Linked DNA regions of Homo sapiens: regions 1 and 2 are each linked to region 3. A link is a loop called in an ENCODE intact Hi-C map of the cell type or tissue named here. Cell type or tissue: HCT116. All regions are shown on one strand.

Evidence for each region. Hi-C counts contacts between places; a loop is a spot of excess contacts. Peaks named below come from ENCODE experiments on the same cell type or tissue, not always from the same donor. Only the 100,000 strongest peaks of a DNase experiment are listed, where the experiment ranks them.
Region 1: it touches region 3 in a loop (21-fold over the local background); 92 of 110 quality-filtered maps call a loop at or near these places.
Region 2: a loop joins it to region 3, with 9 times the contacts of the local background. A loop is called at or near these places in 21 of 110 quality-filtered maps.

Annotation. Positions count from the first base shown.
Region 1 is chr10:74,077,242-74,085,241 of GRCh38, forward strand. It overlaps VCL (vinculin), which reads left to right. Exons shown (of 22, transcript NM_014000.3): 7 at 5,213-5,303; 8 at 6,125-6,272. Among named protein-coding and RNA genes, the nearest start is that of AP3M1, 70 kb to the right of the region's middle. In HCT116, a CTCF peak has its summit at 4,162 (motif pointing left); DNase peaks (open chromatin) are centred at 2,280, 2,750 and 4,150; H3K4me3 peaks cover 1,092 bases; H3K27ac peaks cover 2,749 bases.
Region 2 is chr10:74,099,159-74,107,158 of GRCh38, forward strand. VCL (vinculin) reads left to right here. Exons shown (of 22, transcript NM_014000.3): 14 at 1,790-1,939; 15 at 4,662-4,770; 16 at 5,893-6,195. Among named protein-coding and RNA genes, the nearest start is that of AP3M1, 48 kb to the right of the region's middle. In HCT116, a CTCF peak has its summit at 4,567 (motif pointing left); a DNase peak (open chromatin) is centred at 4,563.
Region 3 is chr10:73,882,115-73,890,114 of GRCh38, forward strand. It overlaps LOC124902454 (a long non-coding RNA gene), which reads right to left and starts at 7,349. Exons shown (of 2, transcript XR_007062196.1): 1 at 7,113-7,349; 2 at 6,348-6,555. RefSeq lists enhancers at 4,031-4,140, 5,072-6,271, 5,435-6,153, 6,300-7,258, 6,715-6,794. In HCT116, CTCF peaks have their summits at 4,123 (motif pointing right) and 4,326; DNase peaks (open chromatin) are centred at 4,151, 5,401, 5,777 and 7,097; H3K4me3 peaks cover 2,476 bases; H3K27ac peaks cover 3,923 bases.

The DNA.
Region 1 (8,000 bases), 200 kb after region 3:
AAAAGAGATGCTTATTTTTTAACCTAATGACATCAGAATAAAAAAAGAGGTTTATTTTTAACCTAATTTTGCTTTTGTTTTACATTTATGTGGTTCAAATATCAAAGTGCTGCAAAAAGATATACCTGATAAGTCTTCCTCCTAACCTGGTTCCCATCCACTCTACCGCTCCTCACCCTCTAAGAGTAATCATTTCTATTGGTTATCAAAATAGAAAAAAATTTTACCCTGAAAATAGAAATTGGTAGCTAGGATTTTGGCTCTTTTTCAGTTTTGTAGCATTACGCATCTTTCATTGCTCCACTGTAAGCAGTGAATTAATCAGACCTTTTGTCTGACTGTGACTGCTGGGTTCCCATTCTGTTTAATGCATACAGTGTCTTTCACCTCTTCTCGCCCCTACCAATAAATAATTAACTTTGTCTTACCATACTTGTTTCATGCCTCCCCATTGGTGCAGTATTCTTCTGGAAAGTGATGATTCCTCTAGAAAAGTGGGGGAAGAAAGTAAGTGGAAAAAATTCTTGGTAAAAGTGCGTCTTGCCGAATAAGTTAAGATTTTAAAGAGGCAATGCAATAACTGATTATTTTACCTTTTATACCTATATTCAAATTGCACATTTACAAATTTAAAAGTAACTTTGACTTTAAACACTTCACTTATTTTAAAAGTAAAAAGTTTCCTTTTCTTAAATCAACAATCATTTTATAGTGATCATTAAAAATTAGGTTAGCATTTTTTTCTGAAAATACATTATTTATTAAAAGAATTTGAGTTAAACACAATTCTAATTCTACCCTTTGTAAATTTAGTGCTCTACATTTAATTTTTTTGGTATTTATATTACTTGTATCTTGATGCATGCTGAGAATTAAGAGGAAGTGAGATAAAAAATTAAAAAAAAATTTCACTGCTAAGACTTTGAACCCTACATAGGCACTCCTGCAGCTTTGCACCGTGAATCATTAAATTCTATTATTCAGAATTAGTTCCTGTGGTGGGTCTCTCCCCACTGTGGTCCTGGGCTGGTGGTGGGTAAAAGTAGTAAGTGACTCAGATGCCTTATACAGAAGATTAGCAAACTTAACTAAGGCAGGAAATGTTGGTTAGAACTTGTGAGTGTGTAATACTACCCCCTTACTTGCAGACCACTGGGATTTAAGAGTTGATTTGTTAAATTAAAAAAAGGTCATTTGTGGGCTTTCTATGAGCAAGTGTTCTAGTGTTTTGTTTTTAGCAGCTAATAGAATGAAAGATCTCTAAGAGCTTGAGAGAAATAGTTAATTCAGGCATTTATGATATTTTATCTCCCTGCTCCCCATGAGGAGAAAATCCCAAAATAAATTGATGTTTCCCTTCTGATCTAAGTTATCTTTGGCTAGTACATCTGATCATGCACTCATAGGTAGCATAGATTTTTAGAGCCAGGAAGGTATTCTTAGAGATGAGGAATTGAGACCCAGAGAAGGTAACTTGCATGAAGTCTCAGGACTAGACAACTTTCTCTTGTTTAAATGTAGTTTGTAAGATTTTGTTCTACTGCCCAATCTATACTTTCCAGAAACATCTTAAACCAGAAACATCTGGTTTAAAACATTGACTTGCAGGTGGAAATGAGGTTAGAAAGGGGATGGAGTGGGAAGACAGGTGTTGGTGGAGGGAGAAGGGAGAGTATGGTGGGCAGTCATGGAGAGAGGTTCTTATTCCCCATATTTAAAATTTTCAAGAGCCTAGGATTGCAGGACTTTACTTTTTTAACCGAAGTTCCTCTTGATTGTCCATAGAAGGAGGTCATTATTATTCACAGGTGTTCTGAGGCCTAAATCTATGTTTAATTTAAGGAGTGTTTCAGTTCCTAGGAAAGCACGTACAAATGGTTTAGCTTGTCGTTCCATCTTTTGGTATGCAGGGAAGAGTGCCAAGGCACTGTATTTTTTTCATTTAAAACATGAATTCATAAGAATTTTATGTTAAGAAGGAGCATAACATGGTGGGGGAGGACCCAGATAGATTCAGGCCAGCTGTCCCCAAAGCCACATGACTAGACCTGGTCTTTTTATACTTCACTCTTTCAACACCCACAAACCCCCTGAAAAACAAACCAAAAACAGATAAGAAATTGGTAGAGACTTTTCTTTTTCCCAAAGTTGAGCTTTTACAGAGAAGAATACTCAAATGAAGGTGCAGTTTTTCTCTCTTCTATTTCATATCTGAATTATACTGACCTGAAATATACAGACCTACATGACAAGGTTTAGCAAAATGGTTTGTGGTACAAAGCATGGCTGACCACAAGGGTTACGATTATTTTCACCCTTTATAAATATATCCCCAAATTGACTTCTGTCCTAGTTGTCCAGTGAATTTGTTTATGTCATATTCATTGTTTGTATACTTACATGCTTATGACAGAATTCTGTCAATTCTATAATAAATATTGCCTTTCAAAAGAAATATATATGAAAGTCTTAGGAGAAAAAAATTCCCTTAGACATGTTTGTTTTTACTAGATATGACTAACATAAAATGGTTACTTATAACCTACTGTTTTCCAGAAAGAATTTAAGATGGCTCTTTCAGTTATTGTTTTAAATCTCTGAAATTGTCTAAAATTAATGCTGTTAAAAATTTTGGTAACTTATTGAAAGTCGCAGTTATTAAATGCAGCTTCATTCAAAATTGGCTATTGGTTCCTTTTAGGGGAAAATGAACATCTCTTAATTTTAACTTCTTGACGGTGTCACACCTCCCACTGAGCAGTAAATTACTCACTTCCTGAGAATTACATTCTTTCCTTGCAGTACTGGCCATTAGAGCTTTATTAAGGAGAAAAAAAGAAATGATTTTTGAGGATGCTGAATAGACAAAAACTATTTTTTCCATTGTGTTTCAAATCATTTTTGGGCATTGGAGAATAAAAGCAGTCATTTTTGTTAGTGTAGATTATGAATTTGATTTCTGGAGCTTATTTTCTCTGCAGTATTAACCAAAGTCAAAACTGACAAGGCAGAGATTTGCTGACTATTGTTGGAGATTAGTAGAATCTTTAGCAACTCTCCTTGGTAAAAGAAAAAAAAATCTTGTTTCATTTGATAAGCAATGAGGTTTGGAGTCAACAAACCTGAGATCAAATTAGGTTTGTAGGAGTCAGTTCCTGTTTCTTAATTTGTAGTATTATTTAAATGACATTTAAATTTGAGATTCAATGAGGTAAGGAGGGGGAAAGTAGCTAAAACAGAACCTAACATGCAGGGAATGCATATTAAATTCAATGCATGTCAGTTGAATTTAGTTTCCTAACTAGTAGCCTTTAATGTTAGAGTAGACATAAAAATTTCTGACCTTCGTTTCCCTTTGAATTTAGATTTTTGAAATGTAATAAATACCTATTGCTTTTCTCACTGAAAATAAAAGTGTGTTAGGAAAATGGTTTAACAGGTTTTAAGTGAAATATTTTTACATTGACATAATTATTCTCCAGGATGTCCACACACTTCCTAAGTAAGAGTTTGTGATTAAAAGAAAACCTATGCCTAGATAACTTGTGTTAGATCCTGAAGGCTACCCAGTTCTCTGAGGTTAGGAGTTGCCTGGCCTCAAGTCTTTTAAAAAGTTATTGATTCAGGCCTTGCTAATTTGGAATTAAGCTAAAGTTGACCTTTGCATTAATTTTGAAGGCAACGTTTTCTGCACAAATTAATTTAAGACATGATAGGAGAGATTTGCTGATATTCAAACCATTTGAGAATCAAAGCACTTAAAAATACCACATATCTTCTTCTAATTACAAGTGGATTTTGAAATAGATCCTCTTATGATTCTGCCTTTTATTGACAGCTACCATGGTTACATATAACTTGATAATAAAAATATTTTGTTTTCAATTTTTTTGGTAATTTAGTTCACTTCTTTTTCATTGCTATAGCTGAGAATTTGCTATTTAGAGCCTTAGATAGCCAAGGATTCAACAGGAGAATCATCTGTGTCTGTTTAGAAGGGGAAGGAGGGATTCCGACAGTTGAGAGATCTGTCTTTTGAATAGGGGGCTTTGGAACAGTTGTGGACCTTGAGCCTAACTATGGGTGCTGCCAATGCTTATTTGTGATAGTGCTGTATCTTTTTTTGAATTGGAAGTGGGGATGCTCCTGGTGCCCCCGTGTGGAAAACTAGTGGTGCAACACCTTTAAGAACCCCAGTTGTGCAGGATTGGAAACTGAAGGAAGCTAGGACATTGCCTAGAATTTTAGAGGTTAACTTTGTGCTTTGATGGCTTAACTCTGTAAGAGTCAGTTTCCTACAGCAAAAAGGAGGATAGATGGTCTTTGAAGATGCTAAATAGAGACTTAAGAGATGGCTGGTGTTATATTGTTCTCTGTGTTTTTATGTGTTTAAAAAAATTTACGGAAATACTTAAATACATTTAAAGTGATTAGTCTGTTGTTTCAGCTTCTCCTGGTGTATCCTGGGAGATTTTATGCTAGTTTCCTGATAGTCCTCGTGAATCCTGGTTGTAAAAAATAAGCTGAGACCCATTTATTCTATCCTGCATCTTCTTCCAGGTGAGGGATAGTAAGGGAACTAAGAAGGAGGAATAGCAGGGAAGGTCAGAAAACACTTCTAAATTATATTACTTTGAGGGGTTTATTTGTAGAATTAAAATTAAACTGCTAGATTAACATTTTCAATTGTTTCTTCCAACCAGTAATTCCAAGTTTTTCAGGTTAATTGAATATAGTGAAATATCATCCAGTGTGTGCATTTCAAAACAAGATGTAAAAGAACTGTGATTTGTGGCACCACATACTAACGAGGCTTCCCTGAGGTGGGAAGGGCTTTGGCAAGGCTGCAGTAGATGAATGTTGACTAGTGGAAAGGCTGACAATGAGGCATGTGACAACAGGGCTTTTTCCTGCTGAAGACATTAAACATATTCTGGCTTGAGCAATTTTACCAGTTTTCACAGTTTTAGCAATAGGGAACCCAATTCCACTCTGTTTAGCAACAGAGTAGAATTAACTGAATATTTGCATGCAAGATGCTGCATTTTGACAGAAATGAGAATTGTGGTGTGGTGACAATATTTTTAAGGCCTTCGTAGGACTGACTACCTTAGCTATGTATGTTAATGCTGTAACTTCTTCTCTGTCTTACGTTCTATCATGGTATCTCAACTTTTGCAAAGAAAATAATGGTGGGATTTCTTCCCAAAAGGACACTGAAGCCATGAAGAGAGCATTGGCCTCCATAGACTCCAAACTGAACCAGGCCAAAGGTTGGCTCCGTGACCCTAGTGCCTCCCCAGGTAACCCTCTAGTTCTGCTTTTCTGATCAATACAACGAGAAGCTAAAAACCAAGCAAATGAAAGAAAGAAATTTTCCCATAATCTCATCATCTGAGAGAACTACTGTAACATTATGGGGCATACCCCATTATCTGATAGTTCTGAGTAACTGAAGCAAGTAGTAGGCCTTACAAGGATGAAGGGAATAGATTCGATCACCTCTAATCACGGAGGAGTAAGTCATACTGAGCTGGGCATTCTTTGCAAAATTTTTGGTTCTCCCCTTCCCTGAATCCAAAAGGTAATTATTTTGAATGAAAGTTCTTCTCTTCCAGTTCCCATTGAGCAGACTTCCATTTATGTCAACAGAGTTCTTAATTAAGCAGATTAAATCATGATGCCAATGAGAATTGGAAAGTTGACTGTATAAAGATAAGACCCAAATAGGTTATTGAACTAGGCTTTATTGATTTTCTAATCTAATATTTATTCTGTTTTAGATTAATATTTGAATGAATGTGAAAAACCTAAAGTAGGTTGGAGGTGCTAAATACTATTAAATTGTTAGAGTCTGTTTTCATCATCCATATTCTTACCACAAGCTACTTAGTATCTCCAAATAGATACAGTTCCAAGTATCTTTTTTTGCGTGTCTGTTGTTGAAACCTCACCCTATGGTTTAAGGGCACTGCTTGGCTGTTAGCTATCAGATATGTTGCCTTCTATTCACTCGTCTTGTTTAAAATCATCCATTCCTTGGTGAATGAAATGACTTGTAAAGTATCCTCTCTAAATAATGAATGTGTCAACAATGTAGTTATTGAATATCTCTTTATTTTAGGGGATGCTGGTGAGCAGGCCATCAGACAGATCTTAGATGAAGCTGGAAAAGTTGGTGAACTCTGTGCAGGCAAAGAACGCAGGGAGATTCTGGGAACTTGCAAAATGCTAGGGCAGATGACTGATCAAGTGGCTGACCTCCGTGCCAGGTAAAAGTTCCTCTGTCCTTACAGAGCAGTAGTGGGTAACTCACTCCTAACAGGGTGATTCAGAAAACAAGCCTCTGCCAGTTTTGAGTTATCTCTTTGGCTAGTAGATAACAGAGATATTATAGTCTATTAAATTCTTTTGAGATGGAGGTGAACTTTCCCTTTGCTGACTTTATTTATTTATTTATTATTTTTTGAGACAGAGTCTCACTCTGTTACCCAGACTGGAGTGCGGTGGTGCGATCTTGGCTCACTGCAACCTCCACCTCCCAGGTTCAAGAGATTCTCCTGCCTCAGCCTCCCGGGTAGCTGGGATTATAGGCGCCCGCCATCACACCTGGCTAATTTTGTTTGTTTGTTTGTTTGTTTGTTTGAGATGGAGTCTTACTCTGTTGCCAGGCTGGAGTGCAGTGGCGCGATCTTGGGTCACTGCAACCTCCAGCTCCGTGGTTCAAGCAGTTCTCTGCCTCAACCTCCCGAGTAGCTGGGATTATAGGCGCCCGCCACCACGACCAGCTAATTTTTGTATTTTTAGTACAGACGGGGTTTCACCATCTTGGCCAGGCTGGTCTTGAACTCCTGACCTCGTGATCCACCCTCCTTGGCCTCCCAAAGTGCTGGGATTACAGGAGTGAGCCACTGTGCCCGGCCACACCTGGCTAATTTTTGTATTTTTAGTAGAGATGGGGTTTTGCCAGGTTGGCCAGGTTGGGCTGGGATTACAGGTGTGAGCCACCATGCCTGGCCTGACTTTATTTAAAACATGTTTTTATTTATTTATTTATTTATTTATTTAGAGACGGAGTCTCGCTCTGTCACCCGGGCTGGCATGCAGTGGTGCAATCTCGGCTCACTGCAACCCCTGCCTCCCAGGCTCAAGCAATTCTCCTGCCTTAACCTCCCAAGTAGCTGGGATTACAGGCATGGGCTGCCACACCTGGCTAATTTTTTATAATTTTAGTAGAGACAGGGTTTTACCTTGTTGGCCAGGCTGGTCTCAAACTCTCAGGTGATCCACCTGCCTTGGCTTCCAAAAGTGCTGGGATTACAGGCGTGAGCCACCATGACCTGCCAAATTTTTTCTTTTTCTTTTTCTTTTTCTTTTTTATTTTTTTGAGATGGGAGATTCGCTCTTGTTGCCCAGGCTGGAGTGCAATGGCGCGATCTCGGCTCACTGCAACCTTCGCCTCCTGGGTTCAAGTGATTCTCCTGCCTCAGCCTCCTGAGTAGCTAGGATTACAGGAATGCGCCACCATGCCCGGCTAAGTTTGTATTTTTAGTAGAGACGGGGTTTCTCCATGTTGGTCAGGCTGGTCTCAAACTTCCGGCCTCAGGTGATCCACCTGCCTTGGCCTCCCAAAGTGCTGGGATTATAGGTGTGAGCCACCATGCCCGGCCAAATTTTTTATTTTTAATGACATGGCCTTGCTCTGTCACCCAGGCTCAAGTGCAGTGGTATGATCATAGTTCACTGTAACTTTGAACTCCTGGGCTCAAGCAATGTTCCTTCTTCAGCCTCCTGAGTAGATAGAACTATAGGCATGTGCCACTATGCTTGGCTAGTTTTTCAATATTTTGTAGAGATAAGGTCTTGCTATGTTTTGTGGTCTCAAACTCCTGGCCTCAAGTGATCCTCTCAAAAGTGTTGAGATTAAAGGCGTGAGCCACCACTCCTGGCTTGAACTTTTAAAATACACAAATGCCTAATAGTAAAGTTGAAACTTGTTC
Region 2 (8,000 bases), 220 kb after region 3:
TCTCCTGCTTAAACCCTTCAGTGGGGCCTGTACTTTCACAGAGGATAAGGCCAGGGCTCTGTGATCTAGCTCTGACACTTCCCATACCTGTTTCCTACAAACCCCTCCCTCTCATTTCTGGCCCTAGCTATACCTAGTTGCTTGTGGTTTCCTGCACAGTCTGTCTTTTCCATGTCTTTGTTTTTTCTGTGTAATTATCTTCCCCTTCTTTTTTGGTGAATTACTATTTATCCTTCATCCTATTATCCTTTGTTTCCTAGAGAGGTTAAGTGCTTTTTCTTTTGCTCCTACCTATAGTATCAGTGCTTAGCTCTATTATTGTACATAGCACACTGTATTGTAAATCTGTTTTCGAGTGCTTTTTTCTCACTGGGCTGTGAGTTCCTTGAGATGAGGATATTGTGTTTTACTCATTTTTGTGTCCTCAGCACCTGTCTCAGGGTCTGGCACATAGTAGGTGCTCAGTAAATTTTGGTTGAGTGACGAGAAAAGCAAGTTAAGCAGTTAGTTAAATCAGAAGGAGCAGCAGTCATGGTCTGGCATTGAGATGGTCAACCAAGGATATTAGGTAGGTAAAAGCCCAGGAGATCCAGAGTGTGGGAGACCAGCTAGGGTAAAAGAACTGAGGCCACGGGAAGGAGGCTAGGAGATCAGGGATTTTAGGCAGAGATTCTCAGCATTAAATGGCAGGAACCCATGTAGTTAAATCCAAACAAGAGGCTGGCGTGGGGAAGAGACTTGAGAAGATAGACACAGAACACTGGCAATGATTTGGAACCTGCTATTGAACCAAGAGACCTTTAGAGATTGTCTAGAGCCAGAACTGATCTCCAAGTTAGGCAGAAGTTGACAAAAAAGAGGACGCATTCCACTAGGCAGCTCCAGACATGTTCGTGTAGTGTATAAACCTGACCCAGTGCTGTTGGGAAGCATCAGTTCTAATAATGCAGTAAGTAAGTAACTGAATGTGAAGACTAAATAAACCCCATTCTCCAAAGCTTATCTTCTAGTTTGAAGAAGATAAGCTTTTGCAAGAATCTATTCTAACAAATGACCAAAGATCTCTTGCTACTTTAAGTTTAATAGTCCCCTCCACAGTATGCAACCTTGCACAGTATCCCTGTTAAAGGAAACATTAACTTTTTTAGAATTTGAGAGCTGAATGAACAATTAAGTAGATGATTTTGCATTTGGGGTTAATAAAAGTCAGTCATCCTTGCCCTGAGGCCTGAGTGTGAGCACCAGCTATCATTTTTCCCTTGGAGGTCAATGGCAGAGTTTTTACAACATTAATGGTAATGGGATATATGAAGGATGCTGCTCTGGGGAGCCTGGAGCTCAATTTAGGACTGTGTGGATGTTCTGGGCTTTTAATGTACCCAGCTGCCTACAATAGAGCCTGGAGTGGGCTTGACTGTCTTCTTCAAACTAGAAGATAAGCTTTTGAGAATGGGGGTTGTTTAGTCTTCACATTCAGCAAATTACTGCAGAGTATATAATGCTCCTGCTTGTACCTGGTAAGCACTGGTTGAACTGGAAATGAAGGTTATGTGCGTGTGTGTGTGAGTGTGTTTGTGTGCATTTGCACATGATGGTGATGGCTAAACGTCTGAGGAGATCCATCAAGGCCAGGATTTGGAGTTTGACTGTTGTTTTATTAACTAGGGTTTGATGTCATCTCTAAAGTCTTTGAGCAGTTGCTGCCCTTCTTAAAGGATGAAACTTTTTCTTAGGCTGCCTGACCCATTTTATTGAAATAAATGTTCTTAATATCTGTTTTTTCCTCAAGGTATTTGATGAGAGGGCAGCTAACTTTGAAAACCATTCAGGAAAGCTTGGTGCTACGGCCGAGAAGGCGGCTGCGGTTGGTACTGCTAATAAATCAACAGTGGAAGGCATTCAGGCCTCAGTGAAGACGGCCCGAGAACTCACACCCCAGGTTGGGTTTTGCTCATTCCTCATACAGTGTTCAGTAAAGAAAGTTAATTACAGAACAGTTTCTATACATTTTTGAATACTTACCGTAAGATGGCATAAAAAAACATATACAGGCCAGCACGGTAGCACCTATAATTCCGGCACTTTGGGAGGGTGAGGCGGGAGGACTGCTTGAGCCTGGGAGTTTGAGACCAGCCTGGGCAATACAGCAAGACCCCGACTCTACCAAAAAAAAAAAAATTAGCTGGGTGTGGTGGCGCATGCCTGTGAACACAGCTATTTGTGAGGCTGAGGTGGGAGGATTATTTGAGCCCAGAAGGTTGAGGCTGCAGTAAGCTTTGATTGCCCCACTGCCCTCCAGCCTGGGGTGACAGAGCAAGACCCTGTCACCGTCTTTATACATTTTCATAACATTTGAATTTTTTTTTACAAGGACTATTTATTAGTTTTTTTTTTTTTTTTTTTTTTTTGAGACGGAGTCTCGCTCTGTCGCCCAGGCCGGACTGTGGACTGCAGTGGCGCAATCTCGGCTCACTGCAAGCTCCGCTTCCCGGGTTCACGCCATTCTCCTGCCTCAGCCTCCCGAGTAGCTGGGACTACAGGCGCCCGCCACCGCGCCCGGCTAATTTTTTTTGTATTTTTAGTAGAGACGGGGTTTCACCTTGTTAGCCAGGATGGTCTCGATCTTAGTTTTGAAAGTAGAAAAAATTAGTAAAGCAATCCCCTTGCCACATACACACATAACTAGGAAAATATTTGGATAATCTTTTTTTTTTTTTTTTTTGAGGGACAGAGTTTCGCTCTTGTCACCCAGGCTGGAGTCCAATGGTGTAATCTCAGCTCACTGCAGCCTCCACTTCCTGGGTTCAAGTGGTTCTCCTGACTCTGCCTCCTGAGTAGCTGGGATTACAGGCACCCGCCACCATGCCCGGCTAATTTTTCTATTTTTTAGTAGAGACAGGGTTTCTCCATGTTGGCCAGGCTGGTCTTGAACTCCTGACCTCATGATCCGCCCACCTCGGCCTCCCAAAGTGCTGAGATTACAGGCATGAGCTACTGCGGCCGGCTTGGATAATCTTAAGAGGCTACTTTGTTTTGATTTTGGAGTTTATATCTTTTCTCCACATCTTTGTGAGAGTTTTTTTTTTTTTTTTAAATTGATCTGTTTCTATAACTTTCTTTTTTCTACTTATTGTGTAACAAGGCATGGCTAGTAAGTTTGGGAGCAAAGGAAGATTGGGAAAAAAAACCAAACTGTACAGTTATTAAAAGTTTACTATGTGATAGGTTTTCTTAAAAATATTAGCTCAACATTATTTAGTGTGATGTTTGTGCAATTTTTCTTCTATTCAAATTATAGAAAATTCATTATTTTTTCATTTATTTATTCAGACATTTACTGAGTGCCTATGATACATTCGAAACTATGCTAGGCTTTATAAATTTGTGATACTGGCTTATGTGTGAACTTGTGAGGAGATATGGGGGAAATAAACATGTCTCTGAATCATTAAACTTTTGCCTGTGTGGCGTGTTAATAAATTAGATCCTCTTGTCCAACTTTTTAACTTGTCCAACTTTTACACAATTTTTCATAAGCTACAAACATGTCTAACACTCTTTAAAAGCTCCCATAAAACATGGAACATAAAATACAATTTCAATATGAAACTGAGATTCCTAAAAAGGAGGAACAGGAATCTAGGCTTATAACACCAATTATAGATAAAATGAGGACTCTGGAGACAGATTTGGACTTGAGACCTCTGTGAGTTTTTTTTTTTTTCCGAGACGGAGTCTTGCTCTGTTGCCCAGGCTGGAGTGCAGTGGCATGATCTTGGCTCACTGCAACCTCCGCCTCCGGGGTTCAAGCGATTCTCTTGCCTCAGCCTCCCCAGTAGCTAAGATTACAGGCGTCCACCACCATACCCGGCTAGTTTTTTGTATTTTTATTAGAGATGGGGTTTCACCATATTGGCCAGGCTGGTCTCAAACTCCTGACCTCAAGTGATCCACCCGCCTCGGTCTCCCAAAGTGCTGGGATTATGGGTATGAGCCACTGCACCCGGCCGACTCCTCTGTGCTCTTGATGCTTAGTCTCTCATCTGTAAAATGGAGCTAACTCCTTCCTAATGGACTCTATTTGGATTAAGAATATGCATGTACAGCCTGTATCTTACCAGATACGTGGCAAATGTTAATCCTTTTTTCCCCAAATGCTGTAACTGACTGGCCAGGACCTCTTGAGCAGTCACTTAAATTTTCTGAGACTTGGTTTTTGCATCTCTAAAGTAGAGATATTAACTGTCCTGTCTCATGGGGTTGTTGTGAGGATTTTTTCTTCATATTATTCATAAATCAGTTTTGAGTACTTTTCGGTATCCTTCTTAATGGTGATTTTTAAGATGGAAGAGTTGACATCAAGTGTTTAAACATATGCCAGTTTTGTGTATGTTCTTCTGAAGTATCAAGTGGACACTCATTTACTTTGTCACTTTATTACCTTCTTAAAATCAGGCTGTGATGGTAAAACCTTCCTGTGAAGGGCCCATTCTGGGGAGCTGTTTATTGAGACCAAACCTCATGTATTCAGCCTGAAAAGAGACTTGCCACTTTCTGGCTTTACAGTGCCATCTGTAGGTAAAGAGGAGAAAGCTTGGCTGAAGGTTTGTATCTGGAGAGCAAGGGTGCTCTGGTGTTTAAAGGTGTTTTGTCATTGTCAGGTGGTCTCGGCTGCTCGTATCTTACTTAGGAACCCTGGAAATCAAGCTGCTTATGAACATTTTGAGACCATGAAGAACCAGTGGATCGATAATGTTGAAAAAATGACAGGTAGAGTTTTCTATACAAATCTTGTTGTCTAATCCATGAAGAATGAGTTCTGAGAAATTGGAGCGGGACTGGTTCTGTTACTCAGCTGTAATTGGATAAAGGGCCGGTCACGTGCTGAGCAGTGTACTTGGCTCTGCTTAAGGCTGCTGAGCAGTGGCGGCTTCTCATTCAAGCCTTGCAACTTTGTCAGAAGAGAGACTCTTTGAGTCTCTTTTATTTTAATGCTGCCCTCCTGGCGTGATGTTTATTGTCACCACTCCTATCTTCTCTTTGAATAGTGTCTTTGCCCAGTCCGAGCCCGAGTTTGGTTTCAGAGGCTGGGAGGCGGTGTTTGTGGATACAGTAAGTGTCCCTGTCATTTTCAGTGGGTTCACATTTCAAGGAACCACAATAGCTACCATTTAATACAACTTGTCTCAAAGTTTCCTCCAACTTATCAACTACGTAGTTTTTTTAAAAAGGAGAAACCAACCACCAGCAAACCTGTGTCTGTGCAATTGAAGTGGCACCTCTGAATCGTCTTCATTCTCTGTAAAGGGAGAGATAGGAAAGAAGGAATGAGGAATGTAGGCTTTTTGCTGTCCCTGCAGAACCTGCTGTGACTGGGGTCCATGGCAGCCCGAGATGAAAGTGGAACTCCTGAGGTGTCTGAAGAGAGGTAACAGGAATAAGAAATAGGCTGTTAGGGTTATTGGAATCCTCCGCATGGCTCATCTTGAGCACTACAAGCTGCCAACAAGCAACAGATGGCTGGGGAGTGAGAGGGACAGGGAGAAAATATTATTCACAGATAACGTGGTGGTGATGCAGTGATGGTTTCAGACATATTCCTTGTTTCCTCCCGATGTTGCATTTCTGGTTGTCTGGGGTGGATACAAGAAGGCTGGCAACCACGGTTGGTATAAATGCTGCAAATCCAGATGGGCTTTTGGGCTATGTCCTCACTGTTTTTTTTAACTGTGGTGTTTACCTGGAAGCTTTTGATTATGTAGGAAGAGTTTGAGCTGAAGAAGAGAATTCTGGATGTTATACTTTCTCATGAGAAGTTTGAGTGGATAACAGTGTTTTGGAGTTTCTGTTCTTCTAAATTGAAACTAAATTCCATTTCTGTTTTCCTAACAGGGCTGGTGGACGAAGCCATTGATACCAAATCTCTGTTGGATGCTTCAGAAGAAGCAATTAAAAAAGACCTGGACAAGTGCAAGGTAGCTATGGCCAACATTCAGCCTCAGATGCTGGTTGCTGGGGCAACCAGTATTGCTCGTCGGGCCAACCGGATCCTGCTGGTGGCTAAGAGGGAGGTGGAGAATTCCGAGGATCCCAAGTTCCGTGAGGCTGTGAAAGCTGCCTCTGATGAATTGAGCAAAACCATCTCCCCGATGGTGATGGATGCAAAAGCTGTGGCTGGAAACATTTCCGACCCTGGTAAGCAATGCATGGCACTATGTCTCACCTCCACTGAGAGGTTAACTCAGGAAAGGTCGTGAGGGAATATGTACCCCACAACCACCACATACAAAGTCTGGGGGCAAAAACTATAGACACTTAGTTTGAGAATGCTAGATTAATCTTTTTCCATCCAAGTCTCTGCAGTTATCAGCAGGCTTGTTGTATGTTAGTTTTTCTGGACCAACTTCTCTGTGCTTTCTTTTTTTTTTGAGACTCTCACCCAGGCCAGAGGGCAGTGGCATGATCTCAGCTCACTGAAACCTCCACCTTCTGGGTTCTAGCGATTCTCCTACCTCAGCCTCCCGAGTAGCTGGGATTACAGGTGTGTGCCACCATGCCTGGCTAATTTTTATGTTTTTAGTAGACAGGGTTTTGCCATGTTGGCCAGGCTGGTCTTGAATTCCTGACCTCAGGTGATCCACCCGCCTTGGCCTGTCAAAGTGCTGGGATTACAGGTGTGAGCCACCGTGCCCAACCTCTGCGCTTTTTTAGTGCTGGGATTACAGGTGTGAGCCACCGTGCCCAACCTCTGCGCTTTTTTTTTTTTTTTTTTTTTTGAGACGGAGTTTTGCTCTTGTTGCCCAGGCTGGAGTACAATGGCACAATCTTGGCTCACTGCAACCTCCGCCCCCGCCTGGATTCAAGTGATTCTCCTGCCCCAGCCTCCTGAGTAGCTGGGATTACAGGCTCCCACCACCACACCCAGCTAATTTTTTGTAGTTTTAGTAGAGGCAGAGTTTCACCATGTTGGCCAGGCTGGTCTCAAACTCCAGACCTCAGTTGATCCACCCGCCTTGGCCTCCCAAAGTGCTGGGATTACAGGCATCCAGCCTGTGCTTTCTTAATATGGTCTGGCTAAATAGCTCCTCGCCTTGTTCAGTCATTATTTTGGAAAATTTTCAAAAGATGCATGATAACCAATTTACCATCCATTTAGTTTATGTAACTGGTGTTAACTTCTCTTGGGCTTTTCTTAAAATGCTTTTTTTTCTTTGTAAAGCATTCTCAGTTTCTATCAAATCTGGAGGGCTTAAGTTGATCTGTGGGTCTCCTAGGCCCTACACCTAAAGAAAATCTGGGTTTTCTTTAGGTGAATTTTGATCATATTTTTGGTACTACCATGGCAGATCATAATTGGAGCCGCTCCTTTGGTTGAAATCATCTGAATTCCTTCCTGTTTTGAACATCTGATGTTTTCAGTCTTGTCTATGAGTAGAATGCAGTCAATGCAAGAGAGTAGGAAGGAGGGGCTCCCCTATTCATCTCTGGTTCAGGCAGAATCTTTCTAATATCCAAAACCCATTATCACTAAGGACATGCTTGGTTTCCTAATTGGAGTTTCTAATAGTAGAGTAGATTCCTGAATTCCAGGCAACTGAACAGAGTAGCGCAGCTCAGCATAAGGGTTAACATACTGAATGCCAAGGACAGCAAAGGAGTAGAGAGAAAGGTGAGAAGTACTTCAGGGAATGTATGTCCAATCTGAAACTGACATCTCCCATGTTCTGAGTTGGGCAGGCTTATCTCTTGACTGCCTCATCATAAGAGAGGTGATGGATGCCACCTGAGCCCAAAGTGTTCATGCCCAGGGATCTCCTGGGTACTTTTTAGTTGTACAGCCAAGAAGGCACCCTGAACACTAAAAGAACAGCTGGTTTGTGATGCTTCCAATGCTCTGCAGGCCTCAGGGCATCTGCCTTGTCCTGCCTCCCCCCTTCTTCAATCACTGCCCGTGATATTTACTGGCAGCTTCACATCCAGCTTTTGTTCATGGAACCAGT
Region 3 (8,000 bases):
GGCAAGAGGATCACCTGAGAGGTCAGGAGTTCGAGACCAGCCTGGCCAATATGGCGAAACCCTGTCTGTACTAAAAATACAAAAATTAGCCAGGTGTGCGGGTGTTCGCCTGTAATCCCAGCTATTTGGGAGGCTGAGACAGGAGAATCACTTGAACCTGGAAGGCGGAGGTTGCAGTGGGCCAAGATCGTGCCAGTGCCCTTTAGCCTGGGTGACAGAGCGAGACTCCATCTCAAAAGAAAAAAAAAAAAAAAAAAGAAAGACCCATGTCCAACTCTCTGGACTCCAGGCAAGGTCCAGAGGCTGCTAGGTCCCAGACCTGAGCTACAAATGATCCCCTTCCAGACATTCCCACTTGAATGTCCCACTATCCACCCAAATTCAACATGATCCCCATCCAAATTAACCACATTGAGAAGCTGGATAACATGGTGGTTAAGAACACACTAGCCATGGGAGCCTGTGAGCATTTCTTTTGTTTTTTGTTTTTGAGACATGGTCTCGTTCTGTTGCCCAGGCTGGAGTGTAGTGGTGCAATCACAGCTCACTGCAGCCTAGACTTCCCAAGCTCAATCTATCCACCTACCTCGGCCTCCTGAGTAACTGGTTCTACAGGTGTGTGCCACCATACCCAGCTATTTTCTTTTTGTATTTTTTGTAGAGACGGGGTTTCACCATGTTGCCCAGGCTGGTCTCAAACTCCTGACCTCAGTGATCTGTCCGCCTTGGCCTCCCAAAGTGCTGGGATTACAGGCATGAACCACTGTGCCTGGCCTGTGTTTTATGACTTGTCTGCGCCTCAGTTTTCTTACTGGCAAAATAGGAATAGTAGTACTCACTTCATAGACTTTTTTTTTTAATTAGCATCTAATTTATTTTCACTGGCAAAAAAATGTATATATTTATCATATACAACATGTTGTTTTGAAATATGTATACATTATGGAATGGCTAAATGCAGCTGATTAACATATGCATACCTCACATACTGTTTTTTGTATTGAGAACACTTTAGAATCGACTTTCTTAGTTATTTTCAAGAATACAGTACATTGTTATTAACTATAGTCACCATGCTAACTTATTTTTTTTTGAGACAAGGTCTCGCTCTGTCGCCCAGGCTGGGGTGCAGCAGCATGATCCTGGCTCACTGCAACCTCTGCCTCCCATGCTTAAGTTGGTATTACAGGTACGTGCCACCAGACTCAGCTAATTTTTATTTATTTATTTATTTATTTATTTATTTATTTATTTATTTATTGTAATTTTAGTGGAGACAGAGTTTTGCCATGTTGGCCAGGCTGGTCTCAAACTCCTGACCTCAAGTGATCCACCCACCCCAGCCTCCCAAAGTGCTGGGATTACAGGCCACTGCACCCAGCCAATCACTGTGCTGTATCTCCTGATAGATCTCTTGAACTTATTCCTCCTATCTATTGATAGGATTTTATGAGGAATAAATTATCAGTATAAGTGAAGGGCAAAACAGTGCCTGGAATAGTCAGGGCTCAATAAATATTAGCCATTGTAACTATACCCCTTGCCAACCTTGACCAGTTTTCTTCTCAGGTTCCCTTGGCTCTGACAGTGACGTGACTAGTTGCTGATGACCTAGGTTCAGAATCTTGGAGTCAATCTTGACTCATCCCTTATCTCGCTTAGAGGGCAGAGCTGGGTTTGAATTCTGGGACTGCTGCTTACTATTAATACTTGTGCGACCTGGGCAAGGTAACTAAGCTCCCTGAGCTTCATGTTCCTCATTGGTAAAATAAAGATGTTGTAACTTTCACTGTAGGGTTGTTATAATAATTTAATGATAGTATTTGTAGGTGAATGGTTCGATGCCTGATGCTAAATAAATGGTACTTGTTATCATTATCATCCTGTATATCATTAGGAACTGACACCTATATATTTTTCCCTTTACATGTCCTTGTATCCATCTCTTCTTTTTTATTTCCCTCCCACCATCCTGGACTAGGCCTTCCTCAGCCTCCCGAGTTTCTGCAGTAGCCCTCCTTCTAACTTTGCTGACCCATTTTATTCATTTTCCTCTTTCTTTTTCTCTTTCTTTCTCTACCTTTTTTTTATTTCCTCCCTCCCTCCCTCCTTTCCTTCCTTTCCTTCCTTTCTTTCCCTTTCTTCCCTTCCTTCCCTCCCTTCCTTCCTTCCCTATCTCTTTTTCTTCCTTTTTAAGAAATATTGGCCAAGTGCAGTGGCTCACACCTGTAATCCCAGCACTTTGAGAGGCCGAGGTGGGTGGATCACCTGAGGTCGGGAGTTCAAGACCAGCCTGACCAACACGGAGAAAACCTATGTCTACTAAAAATACAAAATTAGCCGGGCATGGTAGTGCATGCCTGTAATCCCAGTTACTCAGGAGGCTGAGGCAGGAGAATTGCTTGAACGCGGGAGGCGGAGGTTGCAGTGAGTCGAGATTGCGCCATTGCATTCCAGCTTGGGCAAGAAGAGCAAAACTCCGTCTTAAAAAAAAAAAAAGAAATATTAATGGGACATTGTCTCAGTGCTGGGGATATAGTAGTGAACAAGGCTGGTCGCGGTGGCTCACGCCTGTAATTCCAGCACTTTAGGAGGCTGAGGCAGGTGGATCACCTGAGGTCAGGAGTTCGAGACCACCCTGACCAATATGGTGAAACCCCGTCTCTATTAAAAATACAAAAATTAGCCGGGTATGGTGGCGTGCGCCTGCAGTCTTAGCTATTTGACTGAGACAGGAGAATTGATTGAACCCAGGAGGTGGAGGTTGCAGTGAGCAGAGATCACGCCAGTGCACTCCAGCCTGGGTGACAAAGCAATACTCTGTCTCAAAAAAAAAAAGGAGTGAACAAAAGAGGTGATGTCCCTGCCCTCAGGAAGCCACTTTGGGAGGCACTTGAGGTCCCAGCACTTGAGGTCAGGAGTTTGAGAGCAGCCTTGCCAACATGGTGAAACCCCATCTCTACTAAAGATACGAAAATTAGCAGCTGGGCACAGTGGCTTACGCCTATAATCCCAGCACTTTGGGAGGCCAAGGTGGAAGGATCACGAGGCCAAGAGATCGAGACCATCCTGGCCAACATGGTGAAACCTCATCTCTACTAAAAATACAAAAATTAGCCGGGCATGGTAGCGCATGCCTGTAATCCCAGTTACTTAGGAGGCTGAGGCAGGAGAATCACTTGAACCCGAGAGGCGGAGGTTGCAGTGAGCCGAGATTGCAACAATGCACTCCAGCCTGGGCAACAGAGCCAGACTCCGTCCCAAAAAACAACAACAACAAACACAAACAAACAAACACAAATAATAAATTTCTTCTTTTTTTTTTTTTTGAGACGGAGTCTCACTCTGTCGCCCAGGCTGGAGTGCAGCGGCGTGATCTCGGCTCACTGCAAGCTCTGCCTCCCGGGTTCATGCCATTTTCCTGCCTCAGCCTCCTGAGTAGCTGGGACTGCAGGCGCCCACCACCACGCCCGGCTAATTTTTTTGTATTTTTAGTAGAGATGGGGTTTCACTGTGTTAGCCAGAATGGTCTCTATCTCCTGACCTCTTGATCGCCCCACCTCGGCCTCCCAAAGTGCTGGGATTACAGGCGTGAGCCACTGCGCCCGGCCACAAATAATAAATTTCTTATGTTGAACATAGATTGCTTGAACAACAACAACAATAATGCCATATTTTCTCCCTACTATCTCATTTTAATCATCATAACAACCCTAAGGGTAAGTTTTGGTATTCTCATTTTACAGATGAGATTGCGCTGATTCTCTGAACTCACCCCTTGAAATGGTTGGCACCTAATTATGGGCTTGCTGTTTGCTTTCTTAAAATTTTGGTTTTAACTTCTCATTTAGATCATAGGTCCCTTAAAAGCAGAGCCCTAGTCTTCTCCTCCTTATATCTCCTTCTCCTCATATCTTGTGGCCAAGCACTGTGTGCTATACACAGTGAGTGCTTTTTAACGGGTCTGTCCGTTGGATGGATCCTGTTCTGATATGGGCCGCTTATATTGGTGGTGGTGCCATCTTGAATGCTTTCCACTCTGGGCCCAAGGATGGAGAACCTGGAGATGGTGCGGGCCACAGAAGTGAGGAGGCTAGGTCTCCACCCCAAACGGGCAGTGATTCTGCTTGTCCACTAGAGGCCGCCTTAGACCCAGTTTTAGAGAGCCGGAGAGCTACCAGATTACTCAGCCCACTCCACCCCAGGGGTCATTTCCAGCACCAAGTCTGTCTTAGAACCCAAGGCCCCACAGTCCATTATTGGTGCCTCCAGCTATGGTTTCTTCCAGTAGATCACTAGATCTCAGACATGGAATGAGCTCCAGAATAAAAGTTGCTGATGCCAGCTAGATAACAGGAGTGTTCTGGCAGGTTCCAGGTGCCCCTCAATGAGCCAAATCAACAAATGTATATGGGGCACCCAACTGAGCACCTTCTGTGTACTAGGCAGGGTGCTATACTCTGGGACTAGTTTGGTGAACAAGACCTCCCTTCTCTACTCTCCCAGCTCTTATGATCTAATGAGGTACACAGACAAATCTAAAATCAATGCATTGTGTGATAAACTGCTGACATGATTTCTCCTCCAGGGTTAGTTCTCTCTATGTCTCATTTCACTGTGAATTATCCCATGAGACACCTACTTGCTTTAGGGCAAGGAAGTAAGGCCAGAAGCAGAGAAAAGAAAATCATCCACATTTGGAGAATCACTGCAGAACCCCTCCTTTCAGGAGGTATAAGGATCTCCAGTGTCTTCTGGTAGATCTGAGGGCATCTGGGGCTGGAGTGGGTGCTGGGGACAAGGAAGTACCAGGCCACCTCGACACAGCCTTCCTGCTCTTCCTTCTCCAGGTGGCCTGGGAGCTTTGCTTGGGAAGTGAAGCAGATTCCCCAGACTTTGGGTTGTGATCTGCCTGCTTACTTTCTCACTGATTTATCTTTGCCTCTTTTTGTTTATTTATTTCTTCCTTTTTCTCAGATTATCTGTCAGTCAACATGTTTGTCAAATGAATGTGATATTCAGGGCACTCTTTTTCACTCAGAAGCATGAGGTCAAGGAAGTCACAACAGAGTTGGGGAGATAAGATACAGAGGGATAGAGACAGACTCCCGTGCAGTGCCGCATTTTTCTAAGTGCAAGTTGTGGCTGCCCGTGGCCATTTCCAGGGATAGATCCCTGGGGTCTGAGGGAGTCCGGGAAGGCTTCCTTCCTGGAGGAGCTCTCAGCCTGCCCAGTGGTGAGTTTCTGTGTGCGGGTGTTTTCAGAAAAGACAGAGAAGAGTGAAACATCCCCTCCACCCAGTTGTTCATTCCGCTGTGCCTGGACAAGGGTCTCAGAGGCCCCAGTGCTCCACATTCCTGAGAAGCAGCTTCTGAGTCAGAGCCCCAGAAACAGCTGAGGCGGCTTCAGGCTGGAGTCTTGGCTCTGTTTTCCTCCATTCTGTCCAAAAGCAACTCCCTCCGTAGCTATTTGGATGTGACCAGAAACCCAAGCAGGGCCCTGGGGTGGGAGCCTGGCTCAGCCAAAGTCTATAAAATGGATTTGTTCCCTGCATTCCCTCCAGGGCTGCAGCCGTCAGGTAAAGGTGGGTGCCCAGTGACACCTGTGCCAGAAAGCCCAAGGGGCAGGGGAGACTCACCCTGTGCCTACAAGTTACAGCCCCCAATGCAGCTATTATTGGGTTGCCTCCGGGAAGGGGGTCGTAATTAGGATTTGGCTTAAGTTAAGACAGCAGCATTCCCTGGGCAATCTGCCAGCACCTCCTCACTGCCTGGGCGTGGGGCCCAGGACATGCCAGGGCAATGCCAGAGAGCTGACTCAGGGGGCGGCATTAGGGGAACAGAAAAACCCTTCCCACCCGCCAGCCAAGAGAGGAGATGAAGCTGCCTGGGGGCCCGCTGTGATGGCCCTGCATGCCCAGACCACTAGCAGGCTGTGTATGGGGTCACTTCTCAGGCCACAGAGCCATGAAGCCCCATATTTCCTGGGGCCATCAGCAGAAGGCCAGGGCTCCCCATTCATTCTCTGAGTTCCTTTCTTCCTGCAAAGACCTCTAGCTATGCAGGTCTAGGTTCCCCAAACCCCTTTCTACATTGATGCAGGCCCTGCCATTGCCACTTTCTTAAGACTGTGACCTTGGGCAAGTCACTTACCTGGGTGAGACTTAGATTCCTTATATTTAAGATGCGATGAAGAATATCTGCTTGCCTCATAGGGCTGCAGTAAGGATCAAATGAGATAATGTCTATGAAGGTATCTTGTATATTATAAAGCACATTTATAATAAGGGTATTATTGTTGTCATCATTATTCCTGAGACAGAAATTATAGCCTCTGGCTCCTGAAGCTCAAAGTCCTCCTCTTTGCCTCCTTTATTCTGACAAGTTGCTCTGAAACCCAATGCCATAATCTTAAACCAGTCTTGAGCCTCGGAAGCATTGACACCCGCTCTTCTGCCTGGTGCTATGGTGCCAGCTCCGGGAAGCAACCCCCATCACCCTAGCTCTGTTAAACCGGTTCTTTCTCTTCTAATCAGACTCCTCCAGTCCAGTTTGCCTGCAATGATGACAAAGAAACCTAAAATAGCACAGGCTCTGCAAACACTGCTAGAAACTGAGCTTGGGGCATAAGGTGCTGTCTGTCACCCATGGGCCCGTCTGGGCATCCCAGCCAGGTGCAGCCCTCTGCCCTCCAGGGTCTGGCCTATCTTCCTTTATGCAGCCCCAGGATGACAGTTCCTCCTGTCAGCACTTTGTGTGGCTGAATTGGATGACTACCTAGAAAGCTGGCTTGGCTAGAGGTGCCAGAGGAGGGGGCTTACTGCTCCCTCGACCAGGTCCTCACCCCTGCGCTCTTGGGAACTTCCCTCGTGCCAAGAGGCCAGGTGAGCTGAGCTAATATCACAGGGAACAGCAGCTGCAACTGTGGCCCCAGGGAAGGTTGTGGACTGGGTACCGGAAAACCCTGATTCTGAGGACCCTGTGACGAGCAGGCCCTGGCTTGTCATTGTGACTACAGAACCAGTTTAGTGTGCAGCTGCTGGAGTGCCTGCCTGTGGGCCACTGGGCCTAGCTAGGCTCTGGGATTTCCCATGGGGCCTTCATATGACTTACCCTGGTGGGTGTGGTGGCTGCCAAGGCCTGATTCAAATGAGGAAGCTTGCAGCAGGGAGCCACGGGCATTTCTTGCCGCTCTAGCAGAACACTCATCATTGCCTAGTCCTTCTCTAATTGACCCGATGTTAAGTCGCCATTTGCATGTGGCACGAGTCTCTACCTTTAGAACTTTCTCATCCAGCTCTTTTGTTTTCTTTTCTTTCCTTCTTTCTTTCTCTTTTTCTTTTCTTTTCCTTTCCTTCCCTTCCCTTCCCTCCCCTTCCCTTCCCCTCCCCTCCCCTCCCTTCTCCTCCCCTTCCCTCCCTTCTCCTCCCCTTCCCTTCCCTTCCCTTCCCTTCCCTTTTCTTTGTCTCATCATCTCCCTCTGTCGCCCCAACTGGAATGCAGTGGCGTGATCTTGGCTCACTGCAACCTCCACTTCCCAGGCCCAAGTGATTCTTGTGATTCTCCTCAGCCTCCTGAGGAGCTGGGATTACAGGCACACGCCACCATGCCTGACTAATTTTTTGTATTTTTAGTAGAGACAGGGTTTCACCATGTTGGCCAGGCTGGTCTTGAACTCCTGACCTCAAATGATCCTCCTGCTTTGTCCTCCCAAAGTGCTGGGATTACAGATGTGAGCCACCACGCCTGGCCTCATCCAGCTCTTTCTTTTTTTTTTTTTTTTTTTTGAGACAGAGTCTCACTCTGTTGCCCAGGCTGGAGTGCAGTGGCCTGATGATCTTGGCTCACTGCAATCTCCTTCTCCCAGGCTCAAGCGATTCTCATGCTTCAGCCTCTTGAGTAGCTAGGACTACAGGTGCCTACCACCACACCCAGCTAATATTTGTATTTTTTGGTAAAAGCGGCCAGGCTGGTCTTGAACTCCTGACCTCAGATGATCCA